2 separate regions of the Homo sapiens genome follow, and region 1 is linked to region 2. Evidence: chromatin loops called from intact Hi-C (ENCODE). Cell type or tissue: Calu3. All regions are shown on one strand. Links, peaks and the distances in the headings refer to the core of each region. The heading gives the core; the rest is flanking DNA.

What was found. A loop is a pair of places that touch in the nucleus more often than their neighbours do. Peaks named below come from ENCODE experiments on the same cell type or tissue, not always from the same donor. Only the 100,000 strongest peaks of a DNase experiment are listed, where the experiment ranks them.
Region 1: a loop joins it to region 2, with 2.5 times the contacts of the local background. A loop is called at or near these places in 14 of 110 quality-filtered maps.

Annotation. Positions count from the first base shown.
Region 1 is chr16:19,698,320-19,703,642 of GRCh38, reverse strand. VPS35L (VPS35 endosomal protein sorting factor like) reads right to left here. Exons shown (of 31, transcript NM_020314.7): 30 at 3,995-4,141; 31 at 2,480-3,265. The coding sequence ends at 3,167. It overlaps KNOP1 (lysine rich nucleolar protein 1), which reads left to right. Exons shown (of 5, transcript NM_001012991.3): 5 at 1-1,706. Among named protein-coding and RNA genes, the nearest start is that of KNOP1, 17 kb to the left of the region's middle. RefSeq lists enhancers at 3,552-4,206, 4,207-4,862. In Calu3, for the core only: no CTCF peak of the experiment used is centred there; a DNase peak (open chromatin) is centred at 3,182.
Region 2 is chr16:19,751,383-19,756,758 of GRCh38, reverse strand. The region is part of intron 4 of IQCK (IQ motif containing K); the gene reads right to left. Among named protein-coding and RNA genes, the nearest start is that of IQCK-AS1, 12 kb to the left of the region's middle. In Calu3, for the core only: no CTCF peak of the experiment used is centred there; a DNase peak (open chromatin) is centred at 2,628.

The DNA.
Region 1 (5,323 bases), core at 324-5,323, 53 kb after region 2:
GCTGCAGTGAGCCATGATTGCACCACTGTGTTCCAGCCTGGGTGACAGAGCAAGACCCCATTCCAAAAAAAAAAAAAAATTTGCCAAATAGACACAGTCCTCACAAAAGAAGTTGGCAGAATAACACCCCTTCCTACCACATCTCCTCAGAACCTGTGTATTTGTTAGGTTACGAAACAAAAGGGAATTAAGTTTGCTAATCAGCTGACCTTAAAACAGGAAGAGGATCCCGTGTTTCTGGGTGGGCCGGAGGAATCACAAAGATCCCTAAATGTGGAAGAGGAAGGCAAAAAAGAGTCCACATCAAAGAGACTTAAGAAAGACTTGACTAGACACTGCTGGTTTTGAAGATGGGAAGGGAAGGGTCAGAAGCCAAGGAATGTGTGTGCTGTCTAGAAGCTGGAAAAGGCAAGGAAGTAGATTCTCCCCTAGAGCCTCCCAGAAGGAGCGTAGCCCTGCTGATGCCTTAATTTTAGCTCAGTGAGACCAGGCGGACTTAAGACCTATAGAACCGTCAGATGACAACATTATGTTTTAAGCCGCTACAATTGTGGCAATTTGTTAAAGTAACAATAGAAGACCTAATGTAAGTAAGTCTCATGTGGAAGTTGCCATGGTTTTGTTTTTCTTTCTTTTTTTTTTTTTGAGACAGTCTCACTCTCACTCCACGCCCAGGCTGGAGTGCAGAGGCGTGATCTCAGCTCACTGCAACCTCCACCTCCAGGGTTCAAGCGATTCTCCTGCCTCAGCCTCCTGAGAAGCTGGGATTACAGGTGAGCACCACCACACCCAGCTAATTTTTTTTTGTATTTTTAGTAGAGATGGAGTTTCACCATGTTGGCCAGGATGGTCTTGATCTCTTGGCCTCATGATCCACCTACCTCAGCCTCCCAAAGTGTTGGTATTACAGGCATGAGCCACCGCACCCAGGCCCCATCATTTTTATTTTCTACAATTCTGGCTGACATCTTATTGCTCCATCCTTGCTAATGATAGACTTCATCTCACATAGACCAGTGTTTTCAGAGACCGGCTTATTGATTCAGTAAAGGGCTGGGGGAAACTGCACACACAAGGACATATAAAATCTAAGCCTCTGCCTGGGCCACATGACAGGATTCAGAAGCACCTTTGATATAATGGGTGCCCGACCTCATGTGAAAGTCCAAGTTCAGGTGTAATGTGAGAGCGGTAAGAATTCACTGGCCTAGGCTTGGGAACTAATGCTGCCCACCACGTTCAGCCTCAGAGGAGAAGAAATGACTTGAAGAACATAATTTGTGAATTTGCCAATTGTTTTTCATTTTATAGCATCACACAGTAAAAGTAGATAAAATAATTTTAATGAAAATACTTCTGTGGGCCAGGTGCGGTGGCTTACGCCTGTAATCCCAGCACTTTGGGAGGCCGAGGCGGCGGATCACCTGAGGTCAGGAGTTCTAGACCAGCCTGACCAACATGGAGAAACCCCATCTCTACTAAAAATACAAAATTAGCTGGGTGTGGTGGCGCACTCCTGTTATCCCAGCTACTCAGGAGGCTGAGGCAGGAGAATTGCTTAGACTCGGGAGGCGGAGGTTGGGGTGAGCCGAGATCACGCCATTGTACTCCAGCCTGGGCAACAAGAGTGAAACTGTCTCAAAAAAAAGAAAAAAAAACAGAATTTTGTGAAATAAAGGCCACTTGGGAGTATCTGAGCCACCCCACAATGCTGTCTGAGTTTCTGTATGATTTAGTAGAGGGGAGGGAAAGAAGCATTCATTAGTGTCTGCTGTCCTTTAATTTTTTTTGAGATGAGATGATATTTTGCTCTTGTCACTCAGGCTGGAGTGCAGTGACGCAATCTCGGCTCACTGCAACCTCCGCCTCCTGGGTTCAAGCGATTCTCCTGCCTCAGCCTCCCAAGTAGCTGGGATTACAGGTGTGTGCCACCACGCCTGGCTAATTTTTGTATTGTTAGTAGAGACGGGGTTTCACCATGTTGGCCAGGCTGGTCTCGAATTCCTGACCTCAGGTGATCTGCCTGCCTCAGCCTCCCAAAGTGCTGGGATTACAGGCGTGAATCACCGTGCCCGGCCAATAAATTGATTTAAAAAAATTTTTTAGCCCCTTTTACTGTCTGAGGTTAACTGAGTGTTCAACTGTAGTCTTGTATTTCTCAGAGTAAAGATGAAATGTAATCTATGTCCAGTTCCAGTGTGGATCTTGTAGAAGCACAATAGTTTGGGGCATTTTTAATCCACAGTGTGGATGCATTTTCATAATGGCAGTGGCTGAGATGATGAATCACCCATCAGTATGAATGTTTTTACTGATTCAAAATGAAATGTCGGTGCAAGCTCACCAGCCGTAATAGAAGAATCAGGTTCCACCAAACTGTTGGAAGAAAAGCAGACAGAATCACATGCTGTTTAGAATTGTGGCTGCAAAACAAACCAGGATAATATATTTAGACACGGTCTTTCTCTTCTGGAGGAAGACAGTCAGAAGTAATTAAATGAACAGTCATGAACATAAATGCTCCTTCAGGACATTTATTCAGTTACTGTATACTGAAGCCACAGAGAATCTCAAATTTGACCTCGCTTTCTCCTTTGATCCACCAACACAGATTCTAAGTCCAATCAAGAGCTGCTTTTGATAGGAAAAAGAGTTAATGGAGTGCTATTTCTGCCTTTTATAAATCCTCCATAGGGGTTCAGGTAACACAGTTCCAGACTTTGGGTGTGCTCTAACTTTAAGGTACAAAGTCTGGAATGGAATGGGTCTGGAACAGTGGCACTTTGAAAAGCAGTCCACTTTTAAAGTCCTTATTTCTAAACTATGAAAAAACAAACACCTTCCAGAGAAGAAAGATGTTACTTGCATTCTTGTTTCTCTCTTGCTAAAAAGGCCCATCAGATCGGGCTGAGTAGACCGAAGGCCACTTGTGCAAAGACAACACAGAGACTGCTTCTTAGTGAAGATTGCATTTTAATGCTCTGACAACTCCCATTTCTTCATTGTCAGAATAACCTGGATAGAGGCCAAAGCTTAAAACAATTTGTACATATGTAAAAAGAAAAGAAAAATGAGAAACCTAAATTGCCGTAAGAGTTCAGGGCAGCAGAGCAGATCTTTCTGGATTTGGCACCAGAGTCCCTGAGCCTGGGGATGGGCCCGGGGGTCAGGTCCTTGTTTGCAGAGGGAGTCTGAGGGCCAGCTCCGTCAGATGAGTCATGTCTGGTTGTTTGCTTTGCTTCTTGATGTATTCTAGCGTTTTCACCTATGAGGAAAAAGAAAGATCCATCTCCTTTCTGGTTCATTATCCTTGGAGCCCAAGGCTCTAATGAATCAGCCATTATGTGAGCTTAGATTTCTTAGCAGAGAAGAGTGAGTTTTTTGAGGGATGAGAGGAGGGAAGAAATCAAAGTCTTCAACTTCTTGGATTGCAGCTTGCCCTAAAAATCAGATTTGGACGTGACCAGAAATGACTGATGTTTTGTATGTATGGTTCCTATTCAGAGGGAATAGACTTTTAAGGCTATGCTTTTGTTCTTTGTTTTGGAGACAAGGTCCTGCTCTATCACCCAGGCTGGAGTGCAGCGGTGTGATCATAGCTCACTGCAGCCTCGAACTCCTGGGCTCAAGCCATCCTCCCTCTTCAGCCTCCCGAGTAGCTGGGACTACACATGTGCACCACCATGGCCGGCTAATTTTTTATTTTTTGTAGAGACCTGGTCTCACTATGTTGCCCAGGCTGGTGTCAAACCCTTAGCCTCAAGCGATCCTCCTGTCTCAGCCTCCCAAAGTGCTGGGATTATAGGCATGAGCTGCCACACCTGGCCAGCTCTGCTTTTTACTGCTAGGAAGTGATCCAGTAGAAATGGACCAAGTGCTTTTCTAAAAGGGGAGTATGGGGTTGTCTGTCTGATGTCCAGGCCACAATGCTGTGTTGAGGGTGGTTGTGCACTGGCCAGTGGGCTTATACCACGGGGCCCTCCGAGCGCCTCACCATGGTCCTGGTGTCTGCACAGCCGTGCCTCTGTGCCAGGTGCCACAGGTTGACGGAGAGCTGGTTGAGCTTGTTGTTGCGTAGGTCCCCATGGGCCAAGATGCTGTTAAAGAAGGAAAGGCCCAACGAGCTCTGGCGCTTCAGGGCCTGAAACAGAAAAGGGAGGTTACTGCCTTGCACTGGGGCTCAGGCCGTGCCCCGCAGAGATGCTGTGGACAGTGCTGACTCTGGGGTAGGTCATGCCTGAGTTCCAGTGCCAGCTCTGCCATGTATTTGCTGTAGGGCAAGCTGCTGAACCTCCCAAAGTCCCAGCTGCTTCATCTGTAAGTGACAGTAAGGTCACCCCTGCAAAGGGCGGGGATTCAGTAAGATGACGAAGCTCTGTGCCCACAGATGGTCATTACTCATGAAATGGAAGAAACTCACCAGTCAGTGAGGTCGAGGAATGAAGGGTACCCCAGCAGGGACAAGCCTTGCTTTAATGCAAGTACAGCTGAAAACTGAAAGGCTTCAGCTCACCTCTTTCAGATGTGTCCTCAAACTACCCAAAGCTGCAGTCAGTATTCCTGCCCCTGGGCTGCCGGTAATAAAGACCAAAACACATCTCCCGAACTGAGCTCCCCAATCCTTGGTGCCCATATCCAGCCTTTACACGCTGACATCAGATCTTTCCTTTCTTGCTCAATCATCTGATGTGAGAGGTATCTTGCCAAAAAAAGTCTAACCACAGTGTCACGGCAGACCGAACCTGAACTCCAGCTTTGAGTGATAAAGACAAAAGGGAAAATAAATCTCCAGAATGCAACACCAGGCCCAGGAGAGAGGATACAACTTCCCCAAGGTAAACGAAGGCCCCTGGAAAAGCCACATCAACAGGTGGGTACCTGCTGTTCAGGAAGCCCATGGGGCCACGGCAGATCCCACATCTGCACAACATCAGTGCTGCCAAGAGTCTCATGTCTGCTCCCTGACAGTGAATGCGTGTAAGAGCCCTTAAGAGTGTGCCAGGGATTCTGCTCTGTGCTTTATACAACTCGCGTGATTTAACCTTCATGACAGCTCCGTGGCAGGTACACTCCTAACCGCCCATGATAGAATTCTAGAGGTGTCCCCCAGCATTCCTTCCCGTTATTCAAACATGAATCCCGGTGCTGCTGTGGAGAGACTGCAGATGGAATTAAGGTAGGGAGCATATCTTAGATGACCTGAGTGGGCCCTCGAATCACTGGAGCCCTTAAAAGCAGAAGCATTTCTCCGACCAGAATCAGAGACAAGCAGTGGAAGAGAAAAACAGGAAAGAGGAGGAAGAAGGGAAGCCAGAGATTCAAG
Region 2 (5,376 bases), core at 132-5,131:
CGCCCGGCTAATTTTTTGTAGTTTTAGTAGAGATGGGGTTTCACTGTGTTAGCCAGGATGGTCCTGACCTCGTGACCATCTCCTGACCTCATGATCCGCTGGCCTCGGCCTCCCAAAGTGCTGGGATTACAGGCGTGAGCCACTGCGCCCGGCCATGGAGCCTCTTTTATAAGGACACGAATCTCACTCATAAAGCCTCCACCCTGATGGCCTAATCACCTCCCAAAGGCTCTACCATCTAATATCATCACACTGGAGATGAGATTAACATATGAATCTGGGGGGAAGATATAGACATTCAGATCATAGTACCTCAGTTACTGGGCTTGTTTGTTTGTTTAGTCATATTCGGCTCGATTTTGCTGTGATAATAACTAAACTTCAAGTCTCAGTGGCTTATCTTGTCAATGGTTTATTTTTCACTCATGTTACATGAACATTTCAATCAGCTGTGGCTCTCTGCTCCATGCTGTCTTTACTCTAGGACTCAGGCTGACAGAGCAGCCTGTATCTCAAATATCACCAGCTCTTATGGCCAATCAAAAGAATATGGTGAACTATGCTTTGCCGATTGATTGATTGATTGAGACACTATCACCCAGGCTGGAGTGCAGTGGCACAATCAAGGCTCACTGCAGCCTCAACTTCCCAGATTCAAGTGATCCTCCTGCCTCAGCCCCCCAGGTAGCTGGGACTACAGGTATGCAACACCAGGCCCAGCTAATTTTTTTGAATTTTAGTAAAGACAAGGTCTTGCTATGTTGCTTGGGCTGGTCTTGAACTCCTGAGCTCTAGTGATCCTCCAGCCTCGGCCTCCCAAAGTGCTGGCATTACAGGTGTGAGCCACTGGGCTTGGCCTGTTTTGACTCTTTCAGCATGTGTTTGGAAATGATATATGTCATGCCCATCCATTTTGCTGACCAAAGCAGTCAGTCACATGGTCAAACCTCCATTAGGGAGAGGCCAAAAATATTTCTGAAGTATAATCTCTTCTACCACAGGGAGTGACACAGTAAAGGTAAAAGAAATGGTGGGGAAAATGAGAATCTCTCTGGCTGGTGGCAGAGCCAGGTCTCAGGAAGACCTGGACCATTGCTTATGGCTGTTCAGGGCACAGGTGAGGCTACAGTCATCCAACAACGGTTCTGGTTCCGGTTCTAGTTATGTGGAGCTCAGCTCCTTGGCCATGGCTCCTTTCATTGCTTGCTGTTGCTTTCTCTGCTGTTCTCTCCTAATTGATTCTCTGTCCTCCTTTCTCTGCCTTTAAGGTTGTCTCTAGGTGTCCCCCTCTCCCTACGCTACAGTCTGCCTGTTCTCTCTGCAGTGTGACATCCCACCTCCCCAGATGGGAGAATCTGATAGGACTAGTTGGATACTCCCAAGAGAGACCATCTCTGTTGGGTGGACCATTTCACAGTCATTTGCCATCTAAGAGTGGCTGCCCAAGGGCCTGATCCATATTCCTGGTTCAATCACTTGTATTCAGGGTGATGGAGACATGGATAAAATAGGGACAAAGAACAGCAGTTAAGGACTGTGGATGTGGCATACACATAGAACATCACAGCCTCCTTTCCCACGTATTTTCCACAATACATTTCCAGATACCCGATAATTCCCATACACGATGAAACCATCCGTAACTATGATCCCAGAAATAAGCATACACTTGGCCTATAACCAGATGCCAAAATATTTATAGCAAACTGCAAACAGGTATTCACATTTTTTTTTCCATTGAGAAGGCATTTCATTAGAGAAAAATAATACTTCTCTAAAGAAGTTCAAAAAATGCACTAATAACATTGACCAAGACCTCCAGCCCAGGCCACAGGGTCATTTCAGAAAGTGTTTTGGCTGAAAAGGGATCATGCTAAAATAATTCTACCACACCTTTCCTGCCAGAATCTATTGTTTCCACTCCTTAGAAATTTTTTCGAACAAAAGCTGATGGTATTACTAATTTTCCTTATTGGTCAAGACCAGGAAATAGAGTTTCTTCCCTCACTGACCAAAGCCCTTGTACTTTTAAAAGGATATTCAGGTTTTTAATTATAAGAAGGAAAATAACTACAATGAATGACTATGAGATGGGCAAGGAATGTAAAAAGAAAAAAAAAAGAAAGAGAAAAAAATTCTGTAATTTTACAGAATTATTCGTAGTAGCAAATTTTTGTGTCGTGAGATCATCAAAGAACTTGTCAGGAGTTAGAAACAGTTTCCTGATACCAACTATGGTCTACAATAGTCTTCACTGTAATGGAATTTGATAAGCAACCAAAAGCCGAAAGGGAAAATTTTACGTTACATGGAGTAAGATAGGAGAAGAGGCGGTCTTATGGCCTCTACCCAGAGTCCACATTTAATCCATATTTAAAGCTGACATAAAATTTATTTTCAGCCATCGTTTTACTCATGCACAAAACTGATTTCTTTCCAAATTAAGCAAAGTGCATTGTTCCAGTCTGACTCTGTTCAACAAACATTTACTTACTGTGTGCACGCCCTGTGTTAAACACAAGAGATAAAGAAAATGAGTAAGGCACGGCCCCAGTGTGGTTATTAAATGCCCCCAAACTGCCACCCTGCAGCTCCTGACCTGGGTAGTAAGTGACAGTAGGTGCAGATGGTTAACTCCGTCTCAGCTCCAGGTGTGAACCCTGATAAGGCAGGTGAGATAATCCCACCTCACCCCACCTAGACCTGAGCCAATCTGGTCCACATTTATCCTGGCCAAAGGGATGCACTGAATCAGGAATGGGCATGTGACCCACTTCAGAGTGATGAGATGTCAGGGGAGGTGTGCTGGAGCTTCTGGGAAGTTAATTTCCTTTGCTTTCCTGAAAGAGTTTGTTGTCCCCCTTCTGTTTGATGTAGTAGGTGGATACAAAGCCGAGGCAGTGGTCGCAGCTGTTTTGCCAATCCAAAGGAAGCCAGCCCGGGATAAAGCTGACTCTGCTAGAGGCCAAGCAGAGAGGCAGGAGAGAACCAAGTCCTCCTCAGTTATATCACAGAGTTCCTGAATCAAACCAACCCTGAAGCCTTCCCTCTCTACCTTGGGGCCTTCTAGTTTCCTGAGCCAATAAATCCTCTGTATTATTTAAGTCAGTTTCCTGCTAGTTGCAACATAATGCACCCTAACCAAGATACGTGCTCAGTATCCCTTCCATCTTATTTTGGTAACAGCACCCTGAGTTCCTTTCAGGAATCCATCTTTCCCCAGCAAAAACTATGGGCTTTGGATGCCTAACAGGCCACTAAATCACAATTCCCCTAGTTCCAAGGACCTATTCCAAAGCAGGTATGTTTATTTATTTATTTATTTTATTTTTAGAGACAAGGTCTTGCTCTGTCACCTAGGCTGGAGTGTAATGGCATGATCATAGTTCACTGCAGCCTTGAATTCCTAGGCTCAAGGGATCTTCCTGCCTCAGCTTCCTGAGTAGCTAGGACTACAGGCACATGCCACCTGTAATGCTCAGGTAATTTTCAAAAATTTTTTTTTTTTTTTGTAGAGATAGGGGTTTTGCTATGTTGCCCAGGCTGGTCTCCTGGGTTCAAGCAATTCTTCTGCCTTGGCATCTCGAAATGTCTGGGATTACAGGCATGAGACACTATGCCCAGCCCAAATTACTCAGACAATTGACCCGAGTTGGCTCAATTAGAGAGAAACTCTGGGAGAGACTCTCTCTCTCTCTCTCTCTCTGCTACACTTGAGCCTTATAGGACATAGGCTGGTGCCACAAAATGAGGGCTCATTTGAGGGTGGAGCCAACCCAGACGAAGCAGTCAAGAGAAGAAGAGAGAGAACAGTCATGGAGACATCATCTGGGTCACCAGATCAAGCTGTGCTGGAAGATCTCCCTGTGGGCCTCTTGTCTACATTTTTTAAAAGGTCCGGGCACGATGGCTCATACCTGTAATCGCAACACTTTGGGAGGCTGAGGCAAGTGGATCATTTGAGCTGAGAAATTCGAGACCAGCCTGGCCAACATGGCAAAGCCCCATCTCTACAAAAAATACAAAAACTAGCCAGGCATGGTGGCATGTATGCCTATAGTCCCAGCTACTCAGGAGGCTGAGGTGGGAGGATCGTTAGAGCTGGGGTAGATTGAGGCTGCAGTGAGCTATGATCTGACTCCAGCCTGGGCAGCAGAGTGAGACCCTATCTCAAAAAATAAATAAGTAATATATAAAGAAAGAAAGAAAACAATCCCTTTCTACTTAGGACAGTTTGAATGGGGTTTTCTGCCATGTTCAGGACCTGCCCTCAAAGAGTTAACTCCAGCAAATAAGGAAATCTTAGCTCTGCATACTTAATACTCCCCAGCTGAAACAAACTCATTTGAGTTTCCACTACTTTTTACTGCTAACAATATAAGCCTTTTATCAAAAAATGCTTACAGTAAAAATGATTAACTTTACTCTGAGTGTTCAAAATATTTTCAGAGATGCATCAGAAAGAATTTCCAAGTGAAGTTTGCAATGTAGCCACTGAGCCAGCTCTGTTTAATATAGCAGTTCAATTAAATTCTAATTAAATTCTGATCGCTCGTGTTCCAATTAAGCTAATCCAAAGGCAGGGCTGAATGTCATGGAATTCCTTAAGAATATCAACCTAACTGTAAGGTTTAATCTTCATAATGCTATTTACACATCTCAGACTTAATTTGTTCCAGTGGAATGCAATGCAGGTCACGGTAGAGCAGGAATGGTACTGTGGCCTTTTAACTAGACTTCAGTCTAAAAACACTGTTGAAGTTCTATTTTAACAATTGCACAGTTGATTTCCTGCCTTACAACCTTTTCCCCTTCCAACTCTTGTAGAGTGTGGCCAGCCCAGGGGCACTCAGGAAGGCAGCTATAACTATAATCGGAAGATCAGAAAGGTCAATGGCAATGCAGATTCAATAAGGAGAAGGCAAGTCTTTGTACAAACTCTACTCCCACAGATTTTGATCTCAGGATCAAAATTATTTGCACACCTAGCTTCAAAGCCATGCCTCCGAGAAACCAAGGGATCTGGAGCACTCCCTTCAAGGCCTGCTCTCTGCTTGGAGAAGGCATGCCAAGCTCTTTGTTAAAGGAAGCTACTGGCAGAGGCTTGATGACACACCTGTCCTGATCCATCTCGCTACTCCTGCCTAAAACAGAATTTATTCTTTCTCTCATTGCCTACCTGGACCCCAACTCTCTTTCCTCTGGCTTTGCACTTGCTCACATTTGCCTCCCTCCTTCAAACATAATTTTAAAATTTATTTTTATTTATTTATCTTTTTTAAAGATAGGGTCTCGCTCTGTCACCCAAGCTGGAGTGCAGTGGTGTGATCATAGCTCACTGCAGCCTCAAACTCTTGGGCTCAAGCAATCCTCTCA